Regions from separate parts of the Mus musculus genome. Here regions 2 and 3 are each linked to region 1. Evidence: chromatin loops called from intact Hi-C (ENCODE). Cell type or tissue: heart. All regions are shown on one strand.

The links. Hi-C counts contacts between places; a loop is a spot of excess contacts. Peaks named below come from ENCODE experiments on the same cell type or tissue, not always from the same donor. Only the 100,000 strongest peaks of a DNase experiment are listed, where the experiment ranks them.
Region 2: a loop joins it to region 1, with 2.3 times the contacts of the local background. A loop is called at or near these places in 3 of 42 quality-filtered maps.
Region 3: it touches region 1 in a loop (2.9-fold over the local background); 3 of 42 quality-filtered maps call a loop at or near these places.

Annotation. Positions count from the first base shown.
Region 1 is chr1:16,913,800-16,921,799 of GRCm38, reverse strand. No RefSeq gene overlaps it. Among named protein-coding and RNA genes, the nearest start is that of Gm46085, 180 kb to the left of the region's middle. In heart, no CTCF peak of the experiment used is centred here; a DNase peak (open chromatin) is centred at 4,939.
Region 2 is chr1:17,037,767-17,045,766 of GRCm38, reverse strand. The region is part of intron 2 of Jph1 (junctophilin 1); the gene reads left to right. Among named protein-coding and RNA genes, the nearest start is that of Gm46085, 56 kb to the left of the region's middle. In heart, no CTCF peak of the experiment used is centred here; a DNase peak (open chromatin) is centred at 4,396.
Region 3 is chr1:17,048,152-17,056,151 of GRCm38, reverse strand. All of the region lies in intron 2 of Jph1 (junctophilin 1), which reads left to right. Among named protein-coding and RNA genes, the nearest start is that of Gm46085, 46 kb to the left of the region's middle. In heart, no CTCF peak of the experiment used is centred here; no DNase peak of the experiment used is centred here; H3K27ac peaks cover 1,924 bases.

The DNA of each region.
Region 1 (8,000 bases):
ATAAATAATACAAAGCAAACTGTAGTGGCTATTCCTGGTTGTCAACTTGACTATATTTGTAATGAACTACCATCCAGAATTGGAAGGCTCACCATTGACCCTAACCTGGAGGCTGGAAGATAGAAGATAGAAGTTTCTGATCTGTATCTTGGTATGGAGATCTTGAAGCATAGTGGCCATGGATTCCAGAAGATTAAGATTAAGATCTCTGAATTCAAGGTCATCTGAGGTTAAAGGTGTTGTGGCACACACCTTTAATCTGGCTACACCTTCTGCTGGAGACCATATAAGGATATTGGAAGAAGGGAGACTCACTCTTGCTCTTTTGCCTGCTTGCTGTGTGGGACTGAGCAACTGCTAGATCCTTGGACTTCCATTCACAGCTACTACTGAACCATTGTTGGGAATTGGACTACAGACTATAAGTCATCAATAAATTCCTTTACTATGTAGAGACTATCTATAAGTCCTGCGACTCTAGAGAACCCTGACTAATACACGAATATTCACGTGGAAACTGAACAACACTCTACTCAATGATATTTTGGTCAAGGAAGAAATGAAGAAAGAAATTAAAGACTTTTTAAGAGTTTAATGAAAATGAAGCCACAACATACCCAAATTTATGGGACACAAGGAAGGCAGTCTGGAGGAAAACTCATAGCCCTGAGTGCCTCCAAAAAGAAATTAGAGAGAGCATACACTAGCAGCCTGAAGGCACACCTAGAAGCTCTAGAATAAAGAGAAGCAAATTCACACAAGAGGAGTAGACTGCAGGAAATAATCTAACTTAGAGCTGAAATCAACCAAGTGGAAACAAAAAGAACTATTCAAAGAATTAACCAAACCAGAAACTGGTTCTTTGAGAAAATCCAACAAGATAGATTAACCCTTAGCCAGACTAATAGAGGGCACAGGGACAGTATCCTAATTAACACAATCAGAAATGAAAAAGGAGACATACCAACAGAACCTGAGGAAATCCAAAACAACGTCAGATCCTACTACAAAAGGGTATACTCAACAAAACTGGAAAACATGAATGAAATGGACACTTCCTAGTCAGATACCAGGTACCAAAGTTAAATCAGAATCAGATTAACGCTCTAAACAGCCCCATTTCCCCAAAGAAATAGAAGCAGTCATTAATAGTCTCCTAACCAAAAAAAGCACAGGACCAGATGGGTTTAGTGCAGAGTTCTATCAGACCTTCAAAGAAGACCTAATTCCAACTCTCCTAAAACTATTCCACAAAATAGAAACAGAAGGTACTCTACCCAAATCATTCTATGAAGCCACAATTACTCTGATACCTAAACCACACAAAGATCCAACAAAGAAAGAAAACTTCAGACCAATTTCCCTTATGAATATCAATGCAAAAATACTGAATAAAATCCTTGCAAACCGAATCCAAGAACACATCCAAACAATCTTCCATTATGACCAAGTAGGCTTCATCCCAGGAATGCAGGGATAGTTTAATATATGGAAATCCAACAACATAATCTACTATATAAACAAACTCAAAGACAAATATCACATGATCTTCTCATTAGATGCTGAGAAATCGTTTGACAAAATCCAACAAGCCTTCATGATAAAACTCATGGAAAGATCAGGAATTCAAGGCCCATACCTAAACATAATAAAAGCAATATACAGCAAACCAGTAGCCAACATCAAACTAAATGAAGAGAAGCTGGAAACAATCCCACTAAAGTCGGGGACTAGACAAGGCTGCCCACTTTCTCCCTACCTATTCAATATAATATTGAAGTCCTAGCCAGAGCAATTAGACAACAAAAGGAGGTAAAGGGGTTTCAGTTACAAATTTGAAAGGAAGAAGTTGAAATATCATTATTTGCAGATGATATGATAGTATATGTACTGGCTAGTTTTGTGTCAACTTGACACAGCTGGAGTTATCACAGAAAAAGGAGCTTCAGTTGAGGAAATGCCTCCATGAGATCCAGCTGTAAGGGATTTTCTCTTAGTGATTAAGGGGGAAAGGTGCCTAGTGGGTGGGACCATCTCTGGGCTGGTAGTCTTGGTTCTATAAGAGAGCAGGCTGAGCAAGCCAGGGGAAGCAAGCCAGTAAAGAACATCCCTCCATGGCCTCTTCATCAGCTCCTGCTTCCTGACCTGCTTGAGTTCCAGTCCTGACTTCCTTGGTGATGAACAGCAATATGGAAGTGTAAGCCAAATAAACCCTTTCCTCCCCAGCTTGCTTCTTGGTCATGATGTTTGTGCAGGAATAGAAACCCTGACTAAGACAGTATATATAAGTGACCCTAAAAATTCCACCAGAGAACTCCTAAACCTGATAAACAGCTTCAGTACAGTAGCTGGATATAAAATTAACTCAAACAAATCAGTGGCCTTTCTCTACACAAAGGGTAAACAGGATGAGAAAGAAATTAGGGAAATAACACCCTTCACAATAGTCACAAATAATATGAAATATCTTGGTATGACCCTAACTAAGAAAGTGAAAGATCTGTATGTTAAGAACTTCAAGTCTCTGTAGAAAGAAATTGAAGAAGATCTCAGAAGATGGAAAAATCTCCCATGCTCATGGATTGGCAGGATTAATATAGTAAAAATGGCTATCCTGCTGAAAGCAATCTACAGATTCAATGCAATCCCCATCAAAATTCCTACTCAAGCCGGTTGTGGTGGCATAAACCTTTAATCCCATCACTCGGGAGGAAGAGGCAGTCGGATTTCTGAGTTCAAGGCCATCCTTGTCTACAAAGTGAGTTCCAGGACACCCAGGGCTATACAGAGAAACCTTATCTAAAAACAAAACAAAACAAAACAAAACAAAACAAAACAAAAAAACCAAAACCAAAAACAAACAAAAACAAAACAAAAAGAATCAAAGACATGTATCTCAGTTGTTATGCTCCTAAATCCTCCAAAGACCCATGTGACTTTATTAGTGGGAGGTCTATCACCATCTTGGCGATTCCTTCTCCTCAGTATCTAAGAACCTCAGAGATTCACTTAATCCAGAGGAAACTCAGGCTCGAAGTGAGAAATACAGTTGCTTTGAGTATTCTGCCTCAACCTTATCACCTGGGGTTGCTATTAAGCATCAGTCCTGTGTAGATCTAACGCTCACAGTCAGTTACACTTGCATCAACAGTGGTGTCCACCCTATCTTGCTTCAGGCTGATACACTAAGGTACAGTTCTCTCAAGACAAAATCAAGATAACAAGATTCTAGCCTGAGCCATACATTGTACCCTGGCCCTCTACTAAAATTCTTTTAAGCTTTAGGGAAGTCAATGCAGAAATGTCTATGTTTCAAGAGGTCTGTAGAGGGGCTTTAGTAAGCCAAACAGATGTTCTATTAGATTCTCTAAAACCACCTTATAGGAGGCATCCGAGACTTATGCCTTATGCCCCTATTCTTATGAGACAGGTGCCATGTCTCTTCTCTGCCCTTTCCTCTGCCTAGCAATTCGTTACCTCTGCTCATCACTGGCTGTGAGCAGTGAGAGGCACCTGCTAGAAATGAGATGTGGTAGGTGACTGCCACCATCTCATCCCTTCCATGTGGCCATGGCTTCTCACACTTCCCATCTGTGGGAACCACCATTGTTGGTTTCCCTAATCCTTCCCACACTTCTGAATGTGCACCTTTACAAAGCTAACTTTGCATTTCCAGGCAGTTCCTTTGGTGGCATCTCTTTCCTACTGAAAACATAACTAATGCATCAGCTTTCTTAAAGTGGTCTGATTTATTTAAGCAAACTTCACTTCTGGCTACTGAAATTTGATATGCACAATGTTCTCCCATGGCCTAACTCAAGAGGACTGGAAATCATAGACATAGTCCATGGCTGGAAGTTTAAAATAACCACTTTACTAATACAAATACAGTATTAAATAATACTAATAAAAGGTTTCCTCTATAGAGCCCCATAAGCAAATTCTTTCTTCAGCAACACTCAGTGGAGCTGGGCGAATGGCAAGTTGATTGTGACTAATTTGGTCTTTTAGTAATTGGTAGTTGGTGAAGTGATTTGACAAGTTGTTTAGCTAATTGACCTGTTTCTTTTGTTGTCGTTAAGGTTTATTTGTCTTATGTGTAGGAATGTTTTGCCTGCATGTATATAATTATACTGCCTGTGTGTATATATAATTATACTGCCTGTGTGTGTGTGGTGGTCACAGCAAAAAAAAACCAAGGGCAATAGATCCCCTAGAACTGGAGTTACAGACAAGTGTAGTGCTAGAAACTGAGACTAGTCCTCTGGAAGTGCATCTAGTGTTTGTATTTGCTGAGCCCTCTATCCAGCCTACATTATTAGCCTGTTTCTACACACAACAACCCTGACTAGACCCTGAACCCAACGTGTTTCCTTGTGTTGGTTTTGAAGCCTCGTGTTTCCCAGAACACTCTAAGATCACTTGAGAATAGGAATCTCTTGCTACTTCTCTTTATATTTTCCTACTTCTGTTCAAGGGCTGGATGCAGTATTTTTCATAATAATAACTCAATAAATGTTTGTGGAAGTGAGTGAACAATAATCCACAGTGAAAGATTGTGCGCGCGCGCATACACACACACACACACACACACACACATTTAATCATAGACTTATGGGCAGGTCAATAGCTGAAAAGATTTTCTTACTATGGCATTCCAACTATTCCTAATAAAGCCTTTCAAAAATACTAGTAATTTCCTAAATGATGCCCAACATGTACCTATTCTCGAATAAAATTTCCAAACTCTACAGGCTATTTTAACTGTTCCCTCCACAAAAATCTCTTGAAATTTAAAACTCAGACTGAAGGCTGACCAGGATCCAAACATGAAAATGGTGGCTCTGTCTTTGATTTCTAAATTAGGACCAGAGAAATTACTCTCCCAGCAGTATTTTTAGCAGTGTGAGGGAAGGAGCTCCCTGTACAGTTTCTTGGCAGGCTCACAGTCTGTCACTCCTGAGCCTGTTCTGTGAATCCTTCCAGCTTCCCCACCAGTCAGCATCTTCACTCCTGCCTGTGGACTATGGAGCTCATCAGCACTCTTTTGCCCAAGTTGAGACATTTAAAACATCAGAATTCAGCAGGACATGGTGACACACACCTTTAATCTCAGCACTGGGGAGACAGAGGCAGGCATGTCTCTATGAGTTTGAGGCCAAGCTGGTCTATATATGAGTTCTAGGCCTACAAGGCCTACATAGAGAAACCCTATCTCAAACAAAATCAGCAGAGTTCAGTGGGGGAAAAACATAATCTACTGGAACTCAGTATATATTCCAGGAATAGTGTTGTAAAAAGGACCAACTCATGTTTGTGCATTCTTTGTATCTAATCAACTGCTTGAAAAAACAGATACAATGTACTCCTTCTATGGATGAGGAAATAGGATACCTAAAATATACCCAATATCCCACTACGGGTTAACTAGAAACAACACACTTAATCCATCTAGTACTCTACTGCATATGCCTCTCATTTATTCTCACAAGAAACCCAAAATATAAACTATAAACTGTCCCAATTCTGTAAAATTAAGAATGGAGCAGAACCTCTGGATTTGCACGGCAGGAAGAGCTTGATGATTAGCAAAGCCAGTATCGGGGAGAGGACATGTCTACTGGACCCCAAACTTAAGCAACAGGGTGAGAGAGAAGGCTATTCCTCTGCAGTACAGGCCAGGACACCCTGGTGAGAGTGTCAAAATAGTGACACCCTGCTAAGTTTTCCCAAGACAATGCCATCATTGAAAGACAAGCTGCTGGGAACTGCTGAAGTCCTTTGACACTATCATAATGACACTAGCTTTGAAGTCCCCAAACAATCAACTTTAAAAAAAATTATTAGATATTTTCTTTATTTACATTTCAAATGTTATCCCCTTTCCTAGTTTCCCCTCCAAAAATGCCCTATCTCCTCCCACCGCCCCCTGCTCCCCAATCCACCCACTCCCATTCCCAGTCCTGGCATTTCCCTACACTGGGAGCCTTCACAGGAATAAGGGCCTCTGCTCCCCTAGAGCCACAAGTTAGTTCCACCATGTGTTTTCTAACAATCAAATTTTAAGAAAATTTCACATGCTCAAGATATAATTTTAAGTAACACATTGTTTTTAAATTTAAAAAAATTAGAAACATTGTCTATTGCCCTAGCTCTCCCAGCATATGAAGAACAAGCTGAAAGAAGGTATTCTGCTACATTCAGACGTGGCACCTGTTTTAAAATCAACTCTTTTTTTTTTTTTCCATTTTTTATTAGGTATTTCGCTCATTTACATTTGCAATGCTATACCAAAAGTCCCCCATAGCCACCCACCCCCTCTCCCCTACCCACCCGATCCCCTTTTATGGCCCTGGCGTTCCCCTGTACTGGGGCATATAAAGTTTGCGTGTCCAATGGGCCTCTCTTTCCAGTGATGGCCGACTAGGCCATCTTTTGATGCATATGCAGCTAGAGTCAAGAGCTCCGGGGTACTGGTTAGTTCATAATGTTGTTCCACCTATAGGGTTGCAGATCCCTTTAGCTTCTTTGGTACTTTCTCTAGCTCCTTCATTGGGGGCCATGTGATCCATCCAATAGCCGACTGTGAGCATCCACTTCTATGTTTGCTAGGCCCAGGCATACTCTGACAAGAGACAGCTATATCAGGGTCCTTTCAGCATAATCTTGCTAGTGTATGCAATGGTGTCAGCATTTGGAAGCTGATTATGGGATGGATCCCCGGATATGGTAGTGTCTACATGGTCCATCCTTTTATCTCAGCTCCAAACTTTGTCTCTGTAACTCCTTCCAAGGGTGTTTTGTTCCCACTTCTAAGGAGGGGCATAGTGTTCACACTTCAGTCTTCATTTTTCTTGAGTTTCATGTGTTTAGGAAATTGTATCTTATATCTTGGGTATCTTAGGTTTTGGGCTAATATCCACTTATCAGTGAGTACATATTGTGTGAGTTCCTTTGTGAATGTGTTACCTCACTCAGGATGATGCCCTCCAGGTCCATCCATTTGGCTAGGAATTTCATAAATTCATTCTTTTTAATAGCTGAGTAGTACTCCATTGTGTAGATGTACCACATTTTCTGTATCCATTCCTCTGTTGAGGGGCATCTGGGTTCCTTCCAGCTTCTGGCTATTATAAATAAGGCTGCTATGAACATAGTGGAGCATGTGTCCTTCTTACCAGTTGGGGCATCTTCTGGATATATGCCCAGGAGAGGTATTGCTGGATCCTCCGGTAGTACTATATCCAGTTTTCTGAGGAACCGCCAGGCTGATTTCCATAGTGGTTGTACAAGCCTGCAATCCCACCAACAATGGAGGAGTGTTCCTCTTTCTCCACATCCACGCCAGCATCTGCTGTCACCTGAATTTTTGATCTTAGCCATTCTGACTGGTGTGAGGTGGAATCTCAGGGTTGTTTTGATTTGCATTTCCCTGATGATTAAGGATGTTGAGCATTTTTTCAGGTGCTTCTCTGCCATTCGGTATTCCTCAGGTGAGAATTCTTTGTTCAGTTCTGAGCCCCATTTTTTAATGGGGTTATTTGATTTTCTGAAGTCCACCTTCTTGAGTTCTTTATATATGTTGGATATTAGTCCCCTATCTGATTTAGGATAGGTAAAGATCCTTTCCCAATCTGTTGGTGGTCTTTTTGTCTTATTGACGGTGTCTTTTGCCTTGCAGAAACTTTGGAGTTTCATTAGGTCCCATTTGTCAATTCTCGATCTTACAGAGCAAGCCATTGCTGTTCTGTTCAGGAATTTTTCCCCTGTACCCATATCTTCAAGGCTTTTCCCCACTTTCTCCTCTATAAGTTTCAGTGTCTCTGGTTTTATGTGAAGTTCCTTGATCCACTTAGATTTGACCTTAGTACAAGGAGATAAGTATGGATCGATTCGCATTCTTCTACATGATAACAACCAGTTGTGCCAGCACCAATTGTTGAAAATGCTGTCTTTCTTCCACTGGATGGTTTTAGCTCCCTTGTCGAAGATCAAGTGAC
Region 2 (8,000 bases), 120 kb before region 1:
TCAGGTGACAGCAGATGCTGGTAAGGATGTGCAGAAAGAAGAACACTCCTCCATTGCTGGTGGGATTGTAAGCTCATATTTTCACTCTGGAAATCAGTATGGTGGTTCCTCAGAATTGCTGGGCATATACCCAGAAGATGCTCCAACATGTAATAAGGACACATGCTCCACTATGTTCATAGCAACCTTATTTATAATAGCCAGAAGCTGGAAAGAACCCAGATGTCCCTCAACAGAGGAATGGATACAGAAAATGTGGTACATGTATACAGTGGAGTACTACTCAGCTATTAAAAACAATGAATTCATGAAATTCTTAGACAAATGGATGGAACTGGAAAATATCATCCTGAGTGAGGTAACCCAATCACAAAAAAACACACATGGTATACACTCAGGGATAAGTGGATATTAGTCCAGAAGCTCAGAATACCCAAGATACAATTCACAGACCACATGAAGATCAAAAAGAAAGAAGACCAAAGTGTGGATACTTTGGTCCTTCCTAGATGGGGAACAAAATACCCATGGGAGGACTTACAGAGTGTGGAGCAGAGACTGAAGGAATGGCCATCCAGAGCAGACTCTGGGGATCCATTTCATATACAATCACCAAATCCAGACTTTTGTGGATGCTAACAAGTGCTTGCTGACAGGAGCCTCATATAGCTGTCTCCTGAGGGGGTTCTACCAGTGCCTAACAAATACAGAAGTGGATGCTCTCAGCCAATCATTGGAGTGAACACAGGGTCCCCAATGGAGGAACTAGAGAAAGGACCCAAGGAGCTGAAGGGTTTTGCATCTCCATAAGAGGAACAACAATATCAACCAACCAGTACCTCCAGAACTCCCAGGGACTAAACCACCAACCATAGAGGGACCCATGGCTCCAGTCACATATGTAGCAGAGGATGGCCTTGTTGGTCATCAATGGGAGTAGCGTCCCTTTGTCCTGTCAAGGATCTATACCCCAGTATAGAGGAATGCCAGGGCCAGGAAGTGGGAGTGGGTGGGTTGGTGAATGGGGGTGGGGGATAGGGGATTTTCTGAGGGGAAACCAGGAAAGGGGATAACATTTGAAATGTAAATAAAGAAAATAGCGAGAAAAAAAAAGTATAAAGTCAGATTTTATATGCTGTTTGCTTTGCCAGATGAAGAATATGAAACCCAGGCAAGCTGAGTAACTCATCCTGGCTACAACCTATAAATCGTGAGAACTACTACTCACACATTAGACAAAAGTATAGGAATGCATTAGCCAAACAGCAAGAAGCTCGACTCTGGGTGTAAAAAATAAGAGTAGTTTTGACCTGTTTTTGAAATCTGTGCATCCAAAATGGTATGTCTACATCTATAGGGCAAGCACAGAGAGCTGTGGAATTTCCATTGTGGTAATCTAGCCCAAAGATTACCTTTACACCGTAATTGTAACACTATGCTATGGCTTCAAGTACCTATGTCTTCAGTGCCAGGTTTAACAAGTTGCAGAGACACCTCAGGCTGCACCCAGGGCAAAAAATCAGGGAGGGAGCAGTCAGAGCTTCCAGATGGATTGAGAACTCCAGGGACCATGATGGGATGCAAGTGTGGCCTAGGGCCAGCCTGGCAAGTACATGGCTTCATATACCAACCCAAGAGCATGGAGCAAGAGCTACAGATAGTTTAGCAAGTATTACCTGCCAAATCTCAGTGAAAAAAAGAACAAGACTTGCAGGACCTTGCAAGGGTCAAAGGGAGGTACTATAGCCACTGAGTTCCATATCTGGACATAAAACCCTTTGAAGAATTAAGTAGTCACTGGTTTCTTGAGGCTAGAGCTATTTCTTGGACTTTTTGTTTAAACTAAAAATTGCTTATTCCTGAAAGGTTATTATGTGAAAGAATCAACTCACATAATAATAATAATGGCTATTCCAGTATAAGAAAAAATGTAAAATCATACCTAGTAGAGAATTTACATTCACCTCACAGTACAGAAAATCAGTGGAAAGAACGGCTAATGCAGGGAAAATGCACAGCCTGATCAACACAGTGGGTGTGGATATTCAGATGAAAATGGCTTCTTCAAACCCACTCGCACCAATTGATAGAACAGGCAGATTACAAAAGATAGTACATGTGAAACACAAGTCAAAATGTTAACCAACATCATCACATATGTGTATTGCATCAGTTGATACAAGGATGAGCATACGGCTGGTTAAGCCAATAGAATTTGGTGAATCTGTACTGAATATGAATATGCACATAAATGTGTTCTAAAGATGACAGTTCCAGGCTTTTTTTCTAGACTAGTATTGGTCTCCATCTGTTTCATGCTTGATTATGTCTTTTTTTAAGTTGCTGAGACCTTCTTCTCTTACCGCTTGCTTTTTGAGGAAAACCTGATGCCTGTTTGAAACATCTATCATCGCTGTATGAATAACGTGCTCCTCACCTGCTGTACTGTGACCTTGGTCAGGTCCCCTTAGCAGCATTGCCATGGCAGGTTCTGGGCACAGACTTTAAGTGCAAGGCTCGATCTAGATATCAAATGCGACTCAGAGTTCCATGGGAGAGTACCACGTATTTTCCCTTGTCATACTTCCTTTAATAATGAGCCTGGGGCTGGGATGTTTGTATACGGCTCAAAAGAAAGCACTTGCCTAGTAAGCAGTGTGGACCTGGGTTTTACCCCAGCATAAGGGATTGGGGCAAAAACCCATGTAGTACTTTAAAGAGAGAACAGACAAAACTAGAACTGGTCATTTTCTTATACTAGAAATGCATTCAGGAGGAAGATGGCATCACATTATATCTATTAAAATTGGGAATTAACAGACTAAAAGTCCAGAGCACTGAGGAGTGTATGAAATTTATTTTGAGATGTGTTTTGCTTATACTCAAATCATAATTATATTTAGTACCGCTTATTTGCCTTCCAGTAAAAACAAACATCTATTTTGATCAGTTTCCTTCATCTCTGCTTTCTTACTGTAAAAATACGTTTGAAAAATCTGTAGCCCTGACTACAAAGTAATCAAATAGCCTGCTAAGGGATCTTCCTTTGATAAGGACAGTTAAAAGTGGTTTCAAGTTCATTGATGAGTCTATGTGAGTAAATATAATTTTAATATATACCATTTCTAAAGTGGTTTTCTTGCTTGTTCCAGGAGGCAAAGCACGGGCTGTTGTTCACTACCTCTATGGGTAATAAAGTGGTTAGTTTTGAGTTTTGTCTTAATTCTTTATTTTTTTCTTCTTAGTGGAAGACAGTACTAAAGATTGCACCCAGGCATTCATTGTCCATTCCTGACAAGAACTCTGCCACTGAGCAGAGTTCTTGGCTTGGTTGTAAAGATATTCAGCAAAACCAACCAGGTAGAAACTTGGCTTACAGCAGGAAACCTCTCATAAGACAAGCAGTCAAAGTAAATAGTGCCAAAATAAATAAGCAAAACCCCTGGTTTCAGCTTACATGCTCTTAGGCCTCTCAGAGGAACATAATGGTGTACATCACCTGGATTTCCACCCTCTGCAGAGCAAGTGGGCGTATCAGTATCAACATCACATAGTTCAGGTCTGATGAAAGCCCTAAGTCTGTGATATACTTCTACAAAGCTACCTTGTCTTCCAATTCCTCACGATGGAATCTTAAGTCTGAATTTTAGGCCACCATGAACTGTGAACCTAAAGACCTGTGCTCCACAAAGGTGTTTAATTTTACATTATTTTTAACTTTTAGTTATTTGAGAACATTTCCAAAGTGTTTTTCCTCTGCAAAACAAGGGTGTAACTCCAACTAAGAATCCCCTCCCCCCTCCTGCCTAGCACAGAAGTCTAGTTCAACCATATGAAGGGACAGAGGCAGAGGACCAGGCTAGACACCATGCCCCTCATTATGTCCCCCTTTTCCAGGCTTAGACACCTGAGAAAGCTGGCTTTACATATGTGTGCCATGTCCTTGATGGTGCTCACAATGGACACATTACATTTCATGAAATTCATATCTGGAACTGGGTCCTTGGGAAATGATTTTGCTGATGTTTCCACCACTCAGCCTGGAGCCACTGGGTCTCTGCTTTCTCTTTCATTATTGCCCATGTCTCTCTGTTTACTACTGGAAGCGGTTGCTGACTGGTCTTGGGTCCCTGTCACACCTCGTCCAGAAGACTCCCATGGCCCCCAATCAAGGGTCAATTGCTTGGGGAGCCAGGAGTGGGAGTAGAAATGGTTTGTGTGCTAGGGGGTATAAGATACAGAATCTCACAATTTGATTTGCAGCCAAAGCACAATTGGATTATATCAAAAAAGGAAAAGGTGCCACGTGCATTAGCTATTTCTTCACAGTGCTGGCCAATTTAAATATAGCCTACTACCACAACTTGTCCAGATTTAAAATAGCTCAGAACAAATGGCAAGTGACAGGGAATGAGGCCCTTTGCCAAGAGATGGCAAAGAGATGGGAAAACAGGCATTCAAGCTAGACAGTAGGGCTTGAACACAGCAGGATGGAACACCTTGTGATCCTACTGGTGGTTTTCCATGGCTTCCATTTCCCACCATGATTCCCAGATGATAAGAACTTTGGTAACATGCTGAAACACCCAGAAGGCTATTTCCAAAGCTAAGCAGAAACTGTCTATATTATTTTAAAATAAGGTCTCATGACTGAATTCCAGTTTAATGATTTCACATCAGAAGTCAGGCAGTACCATTTGCAATTAGGTTTCCAGGGAGAGGAGACATTTTTAACCCATGAATTGAATTACATAGTAGACCTGTAATAAAGACTTATTTGATAAAAGAGCCTGCTGTTTCAACTAATGAAATCATAATTTAAAAGTTTGAACAACCATGCCTTAACTAGTTGCCAAAACAGAGTGAATAGTCAGCACAGAATCTAATGTTGGTTAAACACTTCATCCCTAAAATGTTTGTCTTGCTAGGTTTTTAGTTATTCTTAATTCCAATCCTGTCCTATTCTATTGACTCCCAACAAAAACAGAAGACATTTTATTAGAGGAGAATGTATGCAGTTAAGTTTTAGCCCAAACATAGACAAGACACCTTCACACACCCATAGTGATGGCTTACAGTTGTTGGTGTCTATTGATACAAAGAATTTATCATCTTACAAAATTTAATTTAAATTAATTGTAATTAATTTACAATTAATATGCTTAAAATTGACAATTATAACTACAAAGCAGGTTTTTTAATAATTCCTTTTGTTTTGAAATTAAAATTAAGTCATTCACCCTTTTCCTGCAAGCTCTTTTATCTCTCCTTGCTCTGTTTCAAATTTGTGGCATTTTTTTCATTAATTATTGTTACATACATATACACATACAATCCTACATACATAAATATAACCTGCTCATTGTGTAGACTATTACTTCTAGATGTGCTTTCCGGGCTGACAGCTTTGTATAGGATAACTAATTGGTGTGTTCTTCCCTGGGGAAGGCTGTTTCTCCTGCTCTCAACGTTCTGTGGATGCCTATAGTTCTGTACGTGGGGTTGAAACCCTTACCCTGGCCACTTTGGAATGTCTGTTGTTGTCTTTCTTCAGCTCATGTTTAGGCTGTCATGTTGGTGAGACTGTGGGTCTAGTTTCTGACACTATTTAGGAGTCTCATAACAAATGTCCTGATTCTCTGGCTCTTAAAATCCTTCCATCATGTCTTCTACAATGATCTCTGAGATTTATATGCAAGAATTGTGTTGTAGGTGTACCATTTGGGACTGGATCCCACAATTTTGCATTTTGAATAGTTGTAGGGTTTTGTTTTTATAATGATATCCATCTATAGCAAAGAAGTTTCCTTGTTGAGGGGTGAAGACTGCATTTATCTGTGAATATAAGGACAAATATTTAGAAGGTAGTTAGAGATTGTTCTAGCCTTAGAAAAGTGGAGATTGTAGATTTTCCTCCAGAATCCATACTTCACCAGCCCTGCCTACCCACCTGTGTTTCTGATACCAGGTGTGGTTTCCTTTCAGTTGTCAGATTCATAAGTCCAACTGGAGAGCTGTTGGTTAATGCCAAGGTATACACCCCACTACTGTACCCTTGGGCTTATCATGACATGCTGGTTATTTTTGTGGTTCGTAGGTATCCTAGCTGAGTAGAGCTGTTGGTTTCTTCCCTCATTTAGAAGTTTGAATGACACTTTCTGGTAGGGAGTAGATTTTCAGTTAAGTTGTAACTCAGGGGCCTCTGGATCATGTGTTTGAAAATACATGGTGTCTTCAGCAGTAGCATCATGTTCCACTTTTCGGGGCAACTAAGTGCAATAGCAATAACCTGTAATGTTCGGGGATTCTCTTGAATAGTTTTATCAACAACTCAAAAGAGAGCTGCTTATGCCTGATATTGGGATTTTTTTTAGGTGATCTTCAGCTCTCGAAGGGAGCATTGTCAGCCCAGATGAGAACATTTTATTTTAATAACATATATATGTTTACACAGAGACTTCTTAAATTTTTTTTTTAGTAAATAGTTAATAGTATGTTTCCTTATGAACTTTTTCAATCATCCATACTCCTTTTTCTGTATATATCTCCTTCCTCCTCTGTAATTAGTACCCTCACTCCTTTTTGCCATTTCTTTGTAGCCTGCTATTCCTTTATCTCTTGCTCCCCTACCCACCACCTGATGCTCCTTTTGACTTCCTGGTTTCTGCAGTTGCTTCAGGACATGTACTCACATCAGCCTCAGAGATAGGAGCCTCTGATGGGAGAGAACATGAAATGTTGGACTTCCTTGGTCTGCATTACCTCATTCAATACAATCTCTCCTAGTCTCATCCATTTATCTATGATAAATGCTCATGATGTCATTATTTTTACAGCTGAATAGTATTCACTTTTAAAGTACAAGGTTGCTGTTTGTCTTTATGCTTCATATAAGATAAAATCAATTGGTAAGGCTAGGCCACATATTTTTGTTACCAAGTCTGCTGTTATTTCTGAAGTATAGACTATGGCTTAAAGCTCTTAGATACTACATTCAGCAGCAGGACTTTGACACTGGGTAACTCTCTCTGCCTCCTCAGGGTCCAATGTGACTTACCATCATTGCAAGACAACAAAATCAGATTCTGAATCCTTACCTCAATGGAAATGGCATCAGCTATTCCCCTTTGTTCTTGAGGATAATATGCTCCTATGCCTGGAATTCTTGAGCATTATGGAGGATGCTGGTTTGTCTGTCCACCTCTCACTCTGGAGTAGAATCTAAGAATGCAAGGTCCACATTCCTCAGTGGCTGCACCAAGGGGTCCACCTGTCCCCACTGACAGGCCACAGTACCAGTCAGTCCCCATGAAGACACACAAAAAAATGAAATCTTGCCTTCATTTTCATCACCATCTTTAAGAGGTAGCATGCATTTTTATTTTGATGTCTATGTATTCATCTTCAAAACCACCTTTGTTCCACATGCTATTTTTATTTAAAAGACTGAAGAAAAAACCAATTGCCTTTGTTCATTTACATCTTTCTTTCCTCATTATCTTGGGACAAACTTTTAGTTTTACCTGTTGACTGTCAGGAGAAAGATTGGTCTCAGGATAAAAGTGTAACAGATGATGAAAGCAAGTAGAGACAACAGAAAGTTGTTGATTCTCAAGAGAAGAGGTAGAGAACATTTAAGAATCCAGAAGAAACTGGATGAACTACCGATACTTCCTTTCAAAGTTGAAGACATTAATTACTAATTTGGTGATCTGGGGATGCTAACTGTAACTTGGCTGGTTTTTTTGTTGTTGTTGTTTTGTTTTGTTTTTTGTTTTTTCAAGACAGGGTTTCTCTGTGTAGCCCTGGCTATCCTAGAACTCACTTTGTAGACCATGCTGGCCTTGAACTCAGAAATCTGCCTGCCTCTGCCTGGGATCAAAGGCGTGCGCCACCACACCTGGTTTGGCTGAATTTTTAGCATTTTTAACACCACCTAAAAATGTTCCTGCTGAAGTGTAACCTTGTTGAAATTCAGACCCATCCTGCAATCTTCAGGA
Region 3 (8,000 bases), 130 kb before region 1:
TGCAATGTTTAACTCATAGTGACTTAGCTAGTCCCGTTCACATGGTTGTATGTTACGTAATATGATTGGATTTTCTCCACTGAAAGCACATGTATTAGCACATAGTGTTGTGGGCTCAAGAGCATCTCCCTGTCTACCTAACCTCATCTTTTGCATGCACATTTGTAATGACAGTTGGCATTTGAGTCTTCAAAACCCATAGTGATTATTGTTCCCTTTTATTGTATTTTGAAGATTCTATGGGCAGTGGTTATGTTTTATACGCTTGGTTCAGTTTAGTAGCTGTTAGTGTGTAGGAAGGCTTATTACAGAAGAGCAGATACACACACAGCATATAATGAACTGTCAATGTAGGAAAAACTGTAACAAGTAAACCTTAAAGGCAGGCTATTCATCCCTACTTCAAAAAAAATGGAGCAAATCAAGGAGCACGCATGTGTTTAATGGGCCACAGTGACATTACAGCCAGAGCTGAAGTGGCCACAGAGAGGTTAGGGACAGGAGAGTATCACTGAAGAAATGAACTATGCTTTGAAGGGAGAGAGGGAGGCTCTGGAAATACACAGGCTTAAAGGAGACAGAAATTGGAGTTTGGTTGATCTGGAAGGGCCGGCCAGAACTATCTGCAGCTATGTAAGTGCAGTATTGCCTACAGATGCCCACCAGCTAGGTACACTATAAGTAGGTTGGGCTCTTGCCATATGAATGGAAGGGGTGGCACTTTTCAATTTTCTTTATGTTTTAAAGATGAGTACTGTTCATGATTAATAATCTTAAATTATCAGATGACATAGATCAAGTATACAAATGTCCTCACTGTTCCTGACTCTGGCTGACCATGTGCTCTTCCCAAAGGCAGCAAATGTTGGTAATCTTGTACATTTTTTTTCCTAGTTTTTATACCTACATATATATTTATCACCTTTTATACAAATACCAGCATACTACACATCCACAGTTACTACCTAAAACTTTCTGGGAAGCCTATTGCCTTAGGCTAGGACAAAAGTATGGGAATCCCTTGGTCCATCAGAACTCCATAGTGAGACTATGTAAAAAACAGTATACCCATACAGTGTATACTTGTATGAACATTTTAAATAAATTCAAAATGAAAAAGATTAGTTTAAAAGAAAAGAGCTGGAAGATAGCTCTGTGGTATTGTGCTTGCTTACCTAGCAGTTGAATGGTCCTAGATTAAATTCTCACTACTGGGACATAAAGAAACAAATAGGCCTTCAGCTTTAAAATCAAAAACAAAAAAAATCTTCTGAGTAAAGGCATGTTTTACATTCCATACTAAGTGGCTTTTTGAAAAGCAGTGTGAAAAATATAACATGGATTCCTGCTGTTCCCTGATTGTTTGGGGGCTAAGTACTACCAAGAAATCAAAGACATTCTCTGTGGAAATTTACACGCACACTAAGTGGACTAAAAGGGAACCATGAACACCTTCAAATCAGTTGCATTCAGGTGTTCCTGTGAAATTTTGGCATGAAATGTATATGGCTGTTTGTCTTTTTAAAGCTTTTTGTATTTCAGAGTGATAGATAAAGGATGGGAGCCCAGGCTAAAACATGGGAGCCCATGCCAAAGCACTGCCTGTACTCTGCTCGTGTTGCTATTTAGCAATATATACTTCAATTCATCTAACATTAATAGATAAATGACTTCACAAGTCTATAAACAATTAAAACTGACTCACTGAGGTCTGGGGGTAGTTTGGTTATGTACTCTGTGGACAGCATGTACAAGATCAGCTCCCACTGAATTTGTTCAGTGATGGGGTTGGGGAAGAGCCTTACAAACTAAACCATAATTGGTATTACTGCCCATCATGGGGATTCCACTGGCAAACAGCCTATGCAGCTTGCTGTGTCCTGTCGTTATCATTCTTTGTGGGAAAGTTGCAGTCAGAGAACCAGCACACTGCATGGTAAAGATGCTTCTTCTAATTGGTGTGCCAGCAGATGGCTGAAAGGAGGAGGATTCTGCAGTTGTCACTATACTACGGTGTTGGGTACAGAAGTCTGACTAAATAAGGCAACGCCCCAGTGAGCCTTATCAGCATTTGACTGGAATCTGGGTGAGCAGCTGATACACTGGGCCTGTCCACTGTCTTCATTCTCTGTTCATGTCTAAACAGATGTGTGTTTGTTACATCAAAACTTACTGGTCCCAGCACTGAGAGTTGTTGCATCTGTATTTTATATAAAGTTGAATAAGAATGACATCTAAGCCTCAGGAGGAGTTCAGTTTAGTGTTCCGAAAATGTGTTAGGCATGTAAGCATGCTTATTTTTAGTGCTGGGTCAGGTTTGTTTGGGAGTTCATTTGCCAGCCCTGGATCCTGAAGCCCTCCCTAACCCCACCTTTCCCTTAGCCCCCACTGCGCTCCCCTGTTGGCTTGAGGTTAAGGGATGGGACAACGCGAAAGGTTCAAAGGAAGAAAATTCACAATTACTGCCACCCATTGGAGTCACTGAATATGGGGGAGGGGGGATAGCAGTTAGGGGACAAATGGCAAATCCCAGTCAGTCATTAGCTCACTGCTCTTCCTTCATTCTCTCCCTCTCTCTACTGCCCGTCTCTGTTTATAAAAAGACCGTAGAGCAATTTGTGTAGGGTAAAATCCAAGGCCTCTGTTGTGCTGCCAATTTCAGGACAATATCATTGGAGCTACAACCTGAGCTTCTAGCCAGGACTTGGGAGGAGGTAGAAAAACTGTATGTTCACAGGGATGCTGTTAAAGAAATTTCTGAACATAGGGCTTCTATTAAACCACTGCTAAATACAGATATAACTAACAATAAAAATGGATTTGTGGGTCAAAGCTCCGAGGCAGCCTTGAAATTTATGTCCATCCTCAGTTATCTGCACACAAATGTTTTTTGCCCTCTTGGGCTTTCTCTCACTTTCTCTCTTCTTTTTGTTTTCATCTTTGTTTTGTCTTGTTTGTTTTTGTTTTTGAAGCATGTTTCTCTGTGTAGTCCTGGCTATCAGGGAACTCATTCTGTAGACCAGGTTGGCCTTGAACTCAGAGAGCCACCTGCCTCTGCCTCCAGAGTGCTGGGATTAAAGGCGTGCACCACCACTTTCACTTTTCTTAACCTTCCCTACAGAAGAGTAAAGTTTCATGGTCCTTGGCTTCTGACCTCTGTATGCAGCCGTCCACGTAGTAAAGTATGTCTGTTATGGTTCCTTCATATGCGTAAGCTGAAGTGGTACATACTCTACATAGTAGCATTCTCTACATTGTTTAATTTATATAAGTATACAGCATGCTACCCAGCTCACGTTGATTGTAATATTAAAAAACATGTTAGTAACTTTTCTATGTGCATACACACACACAGAAGTTCTCTAATGTTTTCAGATTTTTTTATGGTAATATGTACTCCTGGTCCATTGATCTTGACTGTCACATACTAAAAACCAACACATACCATGTTCACTTAAGTTTTCTTTCAGTGACCCATAAGTTCCCCAATATTCCTCTAGCCCAAACAGTATCCATAGTGATCATTGCATCTATCTTTTAAAAATGAAGATGCTGTTCATTAAAATGCCTTCTATAAAATGTTTATGTCAAATATATACATTTTAAATTTCTTAATTGAAAATGTTTTCCCCCAATAGACTCCAAGTATTCACAGATATTCTTAAGTTCTCCATCCCTAGGGCACAAAGAAATATTTAAACATTCTGAGAGTATAAAATGTATTCTGTGGTTAGGAAGATGGCTTCTGGGTGTTCTGATTTAGAATCAAATCTTCCCTAACCATATAGTATAATGGGAAAACTTGGTGGAAGATTCTAGGCTGGTAGACAGACAAGTAATGGGAAATTACCTGATTCATACTCTGTGATTTAATGTAGTGAAACATGAAGGAAAATATGCTTTGAAATAAAAGTCTTGACCCCACCTTGGGCACATTATTTAATCCTCTTGACCTTGATGTCCTCACCAATAACATTAATGTATTTATAAGAGCCCTCGTTATAGGAGTGAAAGGCTTGGGTGATGTTTGTTTGTTTGTTTGTTTGTTTGTTTTTGAGATGGATCTTGAGTAGCATCTGTCATGTCATAAGCCTTCAAAGGTGGCATCTGTGGAGTACTGGCTGAGTCCCCTAACCTCAGTTTGACTGGATACTCACAAGCCTGGGTCTGAAGCGTTGTGCTGTTTGGGGGTTGCTTCTCTGTATTCCTGACCAACCATTCCAGTGTTAGCAGGGACTGAAAGGAGGAGACTGGCAGCGGATGGTACTAGTGCTTACATGAAAAAGGCAGAATGTGGGAGGAGGAAATCCAAGATTATCCTATGACCTAAGAGCTCAGAGTATGGACATGAGGAGATGAGTGTGGAATGAGCTGGGACAGGGCCGGGATAGCTCCCACCACCACACAGGGCAAATGTGAACAGTCTGAACATGATGCTTTGATCCCAGGGCTTGGTCCTTGATTCCCAGCGGTGACAAAACCGAACATTCACAGCAAGCTTCAGTTAGAAAGTTGTTGATGGACATGTCCAGAGAAGTATGGGCTTAACTTTAGTATGTTGGGTGCTAAGGGTGGGTCTGTTTGGATGAAAAAAAAATCTGGTAAACACGTTGGTCCACTAAGTATTTTTGGCTAACTTAACCAAATTGGCTGACTAGGGGATCAGTGGGCTTTTTTCTCTTACTATATTAAAGCAAGCCTTACATGCTCAAGTAGCCAATAGAGACATTCTCATCCAGGGAGGCTCTGGCAAGCAGAATTTTAAAATGCTAGTCAATATCCATATATGACTCTTAGAATTGATAGAAAGTCTCTGAGTTATCAGCCTAGTGAACTCTCATTTCATTGTAATTATAAGACCTTTTATTATTTTTTACTTAGATATTTTCTTTATTTACATTTCAAATGTTATCCCCTTTCCTAGTTTCCTCTCTGAAAATTCCCTATCTCCTCCCACCTCCCCCTGCTCCCCAACCCACCCACTCCTGCCTCCTGGCCCTGGCATTCCCCTATACTGGGGCATAGAACCTTCACAAGACCAAGGGGCCTCTCCTCCCATTGATGGCCAACTAGGCCATCCTCTGCTACATATGCAGCTAGAGACAAGAGTCCCACCATGTGATTTCCTTGATTGGTGGTTTAGTCCCAGGGAGCTCTGGTTAGTTCATATTGTTCCTCCTCCTAAGGGGCTGCAAACCTCTTCAGCTCCTTGGCTACTTTCTCTAGCTCCTTCTTTGGGGATCCTGTGCTCGGTCCAGTTGATGGCTGTGAGCATCCACTTCTGTATTTGCCAGGCACTGGCAAAGCTTCTTAGGAGACAGCTTTATCAGGCTCCTGTCAGCAAAATCTTGTTGGCATCTGCAATAGTGTCTGGGTTTGGTGGTTGTTTATGAGATGGATCCCCAGGTGGGGCAGTCTCTGGATGGTCATTCCTTCAGTCTCTGCTCTGAAGTTTGTCTCTGTAACTCCTTCCTTGGGGATTTTGTTCCCTCTTCTAGGAAGGATCGAAGTATCCACACTTTGGTCTTCCTTCTTCTTGAATTTCATGTGTTTTGCAAATAAGACCTAAATTATAAAGCTTAAAATGTTAAGACTTAAATAGTAAAGCTGCTATAAGCAAATGGGAATTGCCCCATAGCATTCTAATTCTCTCTAGCTGTGAGGACAATGTGGTTAGAAAAGGGTGGGCTTTGTATTAAGCCTATGAGTGCAGTACCTGATTCTTCTGTACCACACTGCCTGTTCGAGCATGTCCCCATACACAGGAAATAGAATAATGGCTAAACTGCATCACTGTGAGTGTTCACTGCAATCATTTTGTTCATAATATGTTTAACAGAGATTTTGCAGTATTTATGCTTAACAAATATGCCATAAAATTCTTATGCCCCTATACTATTAGAATATGTACGGCTTCATGCATGGTATATTATTATATAAATATTAAATGTATAATCTTCATGTGTTGTGGTCCTCAGACAGATTTTCATTGTTAAGATGAACTCTAAATTTTTTTTCCTATTTTGGTACCCTTTTTCATCTTGTACTCATGTAGAAAATGTGGTCCTTTCCACCTTGGTTTCCCAGCATCCATTTTTTCCTAGACTGAGCATTCCCTTCCTCCCATCTGTATTTGTTCTATCATTGACAAAAAAGGTGAATACATTTAGTAAGTGAGTTAAAATATAAAGACAAAGTAAAAAATATAGAAACATTTGCCTGCTGAAGAGTAGCCCAGTTTCTGGTAGTTAGGTGACCAGCTGTCCTTGGTGTATTAGCTGGCAATGCAAATCACCCCTACAAATTTTCATATCTGTGCCCAGCCTATTGAATCTTCATATTTTGTTTTCCATGTGGCTCTGTTGTAACGTTCCTACCATGCTTTCTATGGATGCTAGAACTGAGCAGGCTGGAGCTATAATGCCTGTATGTCAATAGAGACCATCTATGTGTCATGTAGACTCTAGTTATATGTACAAGGGAGATGTGAACCTTAGCTGTGGTTGGTCTTAGCTTCCTGGACTATGGACAGACAGTTCCATTAAAAAAAAAATTGAACTACATTGTCTCTGAGATCTTTCTTGGTCTCCAGACTTTATAGACTATGTTCATTAATAATGGTGGTTTAATCAGAAGGTTACAAGTTAAAGACTTTGGCTACTATCAAAGAGGCAGGTATCCAAATGACAAGAAGTGAATTTTCTAATATAATGTTCATAAACATAAACCTCTGTTAGGCTTTTCCTCTGTAGTTATGAAATACATATAACTTCATTTTTTGTTTCACATGTTATATGGTTGTTTGTATGAAGGGGCATTGGTGGGTTTTTATTCAGATAATAGAGAAGTTTCAATTAGAATGTATATCTGCATTTCCCTACCCTAAAATGGCTATTACATCATTTACCAAAGTAAAGTAATCATTTCATAGGAAAACAAAAGTAGGATTAAAGAGAAGCCAGGCGTGGGGGCGCATGCCTTTAATCCCAGCACTCAGGAGGCAGAGGCAGGCAGATTTCTGAGTTCAAGGCCAGCCTGGGCTACAAAGTGAGTTCCAGGACAGCCAGGGCTATACAGAGAACCCTGTCTCGAAAAACAAAACAAAAAAAAAAACAAACAAAAAAACAAAACAAAAAAAAAACCCACAACAAAAAAGGTAGGATAAAGGGGAGGTGCCTAGTTTTATTTATATAATGAGTTTTTTTACCCTAAAATGAGATTTTTCAGTACTTCTCTAATGTTTGTGTGTGTGTGTGTGCAAGTGTGTGTGTGTGTGTGTGTGTGTGTGTGTGTTTGGAAATAGGGTGTGGAGTATCGGATACTGGGCTTTAACTTGTGGGACGACCAAAAACCACCTTAAACTTCTGGCCTCCTGCTTCCTTCCTAGTGCCCTAACATGGTTTTCAAAGCGCCTTGCTTGATCTTCCAGGTGTTTCTGCAGTTGCCAGGAGGAAGCAGGGGAATGTGGATAAGGGAGAAAGGTATTTGTGAGCCATACTAGTGTCTGCTTTTTTTTTTTTACTGAGGGCAGCTAACTTGTTAAATTCACAAGAAACAAATTAGAATTGTTCTAACTCTAGACACTACATTTTTCAGTTGCAGAATAGCACATCACAGCTTGGGGAAGGTCTCTTATCATAAAGAGAAGGTATGAATGATAGAAAGAACCCTAATATAAACCTGTCAAATCTCCTGAGCAGAACTTCCCCTGGACACCGACCAGGCCTGCCTGGGAGTCTTTGGTGAAATCTGCCTTTACCATCCATTCTTTACCTTTGGTTTATTCTCATGCCTTAAGCCCAAAGTTAGATAAAACTTAACAAGTTTTCAAAGAAACTGAACCTACATTGACCTGAACACAGTGGATATAGGCACAGAGAGAACTATAGTCCAAAGTCATTGTTGCTTAAGGAAAATGTAGACCCTGTGACTATAGGCAAGGGATATCTTCTAGGTGCTCAGGTACTGAGTAACAAATAGAATGCAGTTCTTCTCCAACA